Regions from separate parts of the Homo sapiens genome. Here region 2 is linked to region 1. Evidence: read pairs that join two places in POLR2A ChIA-PET (ENCODE). Cell type or tissue: A673. All regions are shown on one strand. Each heading gives the region's core, and the rest is flanking DNA. Links, peaks and the distances in the headings are about the cores only. Region 1 overlaps ERI3 (ERI1 exoribonuclease family member 3). Region 2 overlaps RNF220 (ring finger protein 220).

Region 1 (2,914 bases), core at 128-2,627:
GAGTGTATTGGAATGAGCAAGTGTGGCAACTCTGCATGGAAGCAAGCCCACCCACCCCTCACAGGTGTCCCTGTGGCAGGATCTTCCAACTGGCTGGTTGGTTGGCTTCTACTGGCCCACTTCTCTCCAAGCCTGGGCCTTCTGTGCCTCCATGGTCCCATGATGACTTTGAAGAAGACAGAGCCTCTCCATACTCCCCCATTTCTGCATATCACATGGAATACAGTAGTTTGCTCCTGCAGGCGAACAGTATGTGCCTGTCCTGGAGCTGGTGGGCACCAGGACTGCCAGCCCACATCACTCCAAGATCCAGGTCCCACAGCCTTTCTTGAGAGGGAGAAAGGAGCCAAGGAGGCCTCCAGAGTCTGCTGGTCTCCCTCCTCTTCAAAGGTTTGAGTCTGCTAAAAGTGAGAATGACATGCATCTCCCTGAGTTGGGTCTGCCCCTAAGTCTTAAAGAGATGAAAGCATGAAAGCCAGAGTGTCCATCGCCTTTTCCAGTATGGTGCCTGCTCTTTTGCTGGTCCTGGCTGTTGGCCTGTCTGCCAGTCTGTCCGGCAGACCTCAATGGATGTGCAGCTTTCCTTGCCTCAGCCTAGCAGCTCTCCCCCACATCTGCCTCACCTAATCTTCAAAGCTGAGCTCCCGCTCACAAGGGCTTCACCGTGGCCATACCCATTAGCGAGGGGGGTGTTCCCCTAATGAGCTATCCCCTGCCTTGGCTGGCGCCGGGCTAGCCACACCTGTTTGCCATCAGGGCTGTCTCGGCCCAGCCAGTATGGCTCAGTTGCAGGTGGTAGGGCTGAATGAGGAGTGGGGTGGGGAAGGCTGGCTCCTTTTGCTTTGTCCTGTGTGCTTATAGGGGTGAGGGGCAGTTTCTTACACCCCTGTTTCCTCTATATTGTTCTCTTCTTTCTAAGTAGGGGGAATGCTCTTTGCTTTCTTTTCTGTTATTCAAAAGGAGTAATAAAGGAACTTGAGTATCTCATCTCATTTTCCCTGGATGGAATAGAGAGGAGCTAGTTAGGGTCTGAGGGTAGGGCTTGTTAATCTTTTCAGGTGACCCTGAGGGGCCAGTGTGGTAATAGCAGGATCATATGATAAATGCCAAGGGCGGACCCCCTTTCTGGCCTTAGACCCATAGTCTTTGGAAAGCAATCATGTCCCTTGGTTTAGAGCCCACAGGCAGGACTGGGGGACCCTTCCTTAAAGGGGCCTCTTGCATTCATGAAGCTGAAGGAAGTTTTGATTTGGTTGAAAAAAATCTCATTCCTTTTTATGGCCTGGACATAATTGGCTCTTTTCTATTGGCCATCAGTGATGTCATTCCGGCCCTCATAAAGAAGGGGAAATCACACCTGTGGACTCGGTGCATAAAATTTCATTGGGCAACAATAATAAGCATGACCAGATGATGTTTGGGCAGTTGGGGAGCTTTGTGCCCAGTGAATCCAGCTGCATGGAGACCTGGGCACCATAAACCTGCCTGCACGTTTGTGCCCGCAGGCTAGTCCAGGGCCCACTGCCAGTGGCTCTTTTCTTGGAATCACAATCTGGTAGGAATGTACAGCATTCAGACCCTTTGTGCCTGGGGAACTTTTTTTTTTTTTCTGAGAAATTGGTGGAACCATGTACCCACTGATACCCACCGACCTTAGGCTCCTAAGAACCTTGAACCCAGGTGTGACCTTGAGCAGTGACCACTATGCTACTTGCTTCTCTAAGGCCCAGGCTTTGCCTTCCCAGGGACTGTAAAGAGCCCTGAGTGTATCTATACAGCTTATGCCTGTGCAGTCAGAAGCTTTAGGTTCTGTTTCTGGTACTACCCTTGCCTTGTTGTATGATTGAGCAAATCCTTTTCTTCTCTGAGTCTCAGTTTCCTCTTTTGTGTAAGGGATGATGACCACTCTAACCCACCTTCCTCACAGATTTCCTGTCTTGATCCTCTCTAAGCTGGGGTAGGGTGTGTGGTAGAGATGTGTAACTGTCTTCCCATGAGGCACTTGCAAGCTCAAGTTCTGGCATTTGACCCTATGTCTCTCATGAAGATGGGGCTGGGCCCTGCTACATTTGTACAGCTTGTGTCTTGGAGTCACAGGGCTAGGATGACCCAGAGGACTACTCAGCAACCTGAATTCCTGCGAGTGAGTCTACAAACTGCATGTGTACCTGCAAGTGACTAGAGCCCCTGAGTGAGAATTATAGTGCCTAACCCCCATGTGCATCAGTCAGACATGGGATTCAGAATGGCACTCAGGACTGCTGCTGAGCCATATCTCAGGCTGAGTATCCAACCTGACTGTCTGGTCTGTCCTCAGTGTGGCCCCTCTGGGATAGGTCTTCCTCTGAGAAGAATAGGCATCATCCTACTGACCTAGACCCTTCCTAGGCAGTGGAAATGCCTACAGCTATGTCTACCCTTAAAATTCTGCTAAAGAGAGAGCCCATCCCTCTCCCAGGGCTAGCCAGAGCCAAAAGGACTCCTGGCCTGTGTCAACTAAAAGAATCAGAGAGTACTGCAGTTGGCTAGGGGAGAATAAGATCGAGGCTCCCTGCCTTTTGCTGGCCAGTCCCCCTGGCTTATTCCTTTGTAGATTCTGCTGCTTCTGGTGGCCCCCTTCACTCATAGACCTTAATGTGATTTTTCTAAAATAGCTGAGTTCAGCAAGCATTTCCACAAATATGAAGGATAAGGAACATGAAAGAAAGATTGAAGGAAATAGAATTATTGTCAGATTACAGCTCTGCTTCTTAGGCAACCACATTCTAGCTCCTAAGGCTACCTTTCATCCTTAAAAACCTTGCCTCATTTCCTCATGTTCTTGGTCCTTCATCCCACATGGGCACATCTATCTGGATACCCCTTCATCATGTTGGCCTCAGCCAGAATTTCCCTTCCAGGAAACTGACCAGTT
Region 2 (2,914 bases), core at 90-2,589, 150 kb before region 1:
ATGTGTTTTATTCTCTTTCTCCTCTAAAAATCATGGCAGATAGCCAGCGGGAGGTTGTCCATAGGATTCTCTGGTATAGGGTTTTTGTCTCCTTAAATGGGTCACAGGCCACCTAAGAAACATCCAGTACTAGGTTCCCTGGCTGATGTAGCTGTAAGCTCAATGGGAGCCTAGACCTTACCTGTATTATTCATTACTGTATCCGGAGGGCCTAAAATTGCCTGGCACCTAGTAGGTATTCAATAAGTACTCGAATTAATGAATCGTACCAGAGTACCAATTTTACTTAATGATAGGCATATTAAAACATTATTTTGACAAAGTAAAACTGAAGTACAGACCGGACACAGTGGCTTACTCCTATAATCCCAGCACTTTGGGAGGTCAAGGAAGGAAGATCGCTTGAGCCCAGGAGTTTGAGACTAGCCTGGGCAACATTGTGAGACTCCATCTCTACAAAAAAATTTTTTTAATTAGTCAGGTGTAAGGGTGTGTGCCTGTAGTCCCAGCTACTTGGGAGGCTGAAGTGTGAGGATCACTTGAGCCCAGGAGTCTGAGGCTGCAGTGAGCCACAATCACAACACTGCACTCCAGCCTGGGTGACTGAGCAAAATGCTGTCTCAAAAACAAAAAAACAAACTAAAGTACAAAATTTACAAAAATTTAAGCTAAAAACAAGACTTCTAATAGTTGATCCTTTGTATACACGATTGCAATGCTGGAGGGCAGAAGTTAGTTTTCTTCTATATGTGTATTTTCCCAGAAGAGTTTGAGAAACAGTAAGTTAGTGTCTCTGTTTAAGGCCTTTCCCAACCCCTCATGAGGCCAGGTATTACAATCTTTAATTTACAGATGAGAAAATGAAGGTTCAGTGGTTGCAAGATCACACAGTTACACAGTGGATTGAATCAGGATTCAAATCCAGGCCTGTCTGTCTCCAGAACTCATCTGTGGTTTTGAGAGGTTGAAAGCAAGACAATGAAAAGGACATTGCAGATCATGACAGCTACTGTCTGCACTTCCTAACAAGTCACCATCCCTTACCCCTGAGCTCCCAGGTCTAAGAGGTGCTTTTTCTTAACCCTTAGAGAATCCAGAGGACGATTTGTCACCAGGGTTATTAGCATTTCTCCCTGGATATCGACAGCTTGTCTTTCCTCCCTCCAACCAGTGACTGATTTCTTCAAATGCTCGCCAAATACAGCCCAAGTCACCATGGTAAATGTATTGACAGACTCATATTAACAGCTACTGAGCATTTACAGGGTTGTAAGTTATGCGGGGTGGGGTGGGGGAAGATAAGAAAAATCACAGGGAAATAAAACAAGTTCAATCAGCAGTGACAATTATTTATTTAAAAGCTGCTGGTTGGAACAGTTTTTAGAATATATTTTAATTGCTAATTATGGTTTCTAACAGGAGAGTGGCCTCAATCAGAATTGCTCCTCCTTAAAGCTAATCATTAATATTTTAGCGGCTTGGCTCAGAAACTGTGCTCATGCAGTTGGCCCACCCACAGCTGTGTCTATGCAATCGACTTTAGCTTTAGCTGCTCACTTGGAAACAGAAAGTCTACCGCATTGGTTGGTTTGCTATGCCACTCCCAAAGCGTGCTATTCCATTTGCCATAAGGCAGTAGTAGTCTTCTAAATACTTACTTCTCTGAAGATTGAGGCTCGTTCAATAAGCAAAATTGTGCTCTAAGCCACCCAAACAACTGTCAGTTTTTCAAAGGAATGACCTATCTTTTCTAAGTTAATTTACACCTTTTACTGGGGGACATAAGTGTTGCCTTAGGCAAGATAGAGAATCCTGAAGAGTTTGTTTTCAGTTTCTAATTCCCTGGGCACTTCTGTGTGAACTTCATAACAAATAAGGTCAGCTTCCAGGCCCAGGGAGGTGCCAGGGGTAAACAGACGAGAGGGCGCTCTGGGGTCCCAAGAGTGTGAGTATGTTTTGGCATTGCCCCATCTCCCAAGTTTCCAACTTCACATGCTTCTTAAGGAGAATCTAATCCTCAGGAGAGAATTTAATCTGTTCATTTGCACGCATCTCATCAGCACCCTGCTTTGTTGTGGACTGTTTGATGTCCTAAGGAAAAGACTTCGAAGTCTTTTAAAGCCTTTTTGATGTGAACCAGAAAATCATGTTTTGTCAAGAGTGCACTCAACTTGAACCTCAAAAGGTTCAGGACTCAGAAACCACATGGTTCAAGTGGGATTTAAACTGGGCAAAATCACTTCCTTGTCTTTCTCTGCAAGTCCCTCCCCTGGCCTTTGTGCTAGCAGTTGCTGTACACTGTTGGGCCTTTTCCTCTTTCTTTTTATTCTCTCTTTTGCTCACACATGTGTGTGTGTGAGCACACACACGATCTCGACAAGAAAACCTAGGGAAAAAGAAAAATATATTACCCCCCCTAAAACTGGCTGTCTTTCCACTAAGGGTGAAAGCCATCTCCAGCTCCACTCTGTCCTCCCAGATTCAGAATGGTCATTGCTGGGCCCCCCAGAGGCCCAGGCTGCTTTAGGTGAGGGTCAAATGATTTACAGAGCCAAACAACTATGATTACATCCTTAATCGAGGCATTTAACTAGATACAAGACAAGAGCTCCCTGCGCTCCAGGGAGCTTTTGCAGAGAAAAGTGGAAACTTGCTTCAGGGACTTTGTGTGTCAAGGAGGCATATACATTAGGACGATTCTGTTAAACTTGGAAATGGAAGGAGAGGGATTTGACTCCTCCTAAAATCAGAGGGAAGAACTGAGCTGAGAGAAAAGATTCTAACCCTAACCTATCCAAAGGTTTCTTCCATTTTTTTTTTCCTCTTTTTTCTTTTTTTTGATATGGAGTCTCAGTCTGTCACCCAAGACGGAGTGCAACGGCACGATCTTGGCTCACTACAACCTCTGGTTCAA

What was found. Peaks named below come from ENCODE experiments on the same cell type or tissue, not always from the same donor. Only the 100,000 strongest peaks of a DNase experiment are listed, where the experiment ranks them.
Region 2: POLR2A ChIA-PET joins it to region 1 with 5 read pairs; 4 of 35 experiments call an interaction of 5 or more read pairs at or near these places.

Annotation. Positions count from the first base shown.
Region 1 is chr1:44,287,542-44,290,455 of GRCh38, reverse strand. The region is part of intron 6 of ERI3 (ERI1 exoribonuclease family member 3); the gene reads left to right. Among named protein-coding and RNA genes, the nearest start is that of SNORA110, 36 kb to the right of the region's middle. In A673, for the core only: no CTCF peak of the experiment used is centred there; no DNase peak of the experiment used is centred there.
Region 2 is chr1:44,435,847-44,438,760 of GRCh38, reverse strand. All of the region lies in intron 2 of RNF220 (ring finger protein 220), which reads right to left. Among named protein-coding and RNA genes, the nearest start is that of RNF220, 32 kb to the right of the region's middle. RefSeq lists an enhancer at 1,907-2,408. In A673, for the core only: no CTCF peak of the experiment used is centred there; a DNase peak (open chromatin) is centred at 1,570.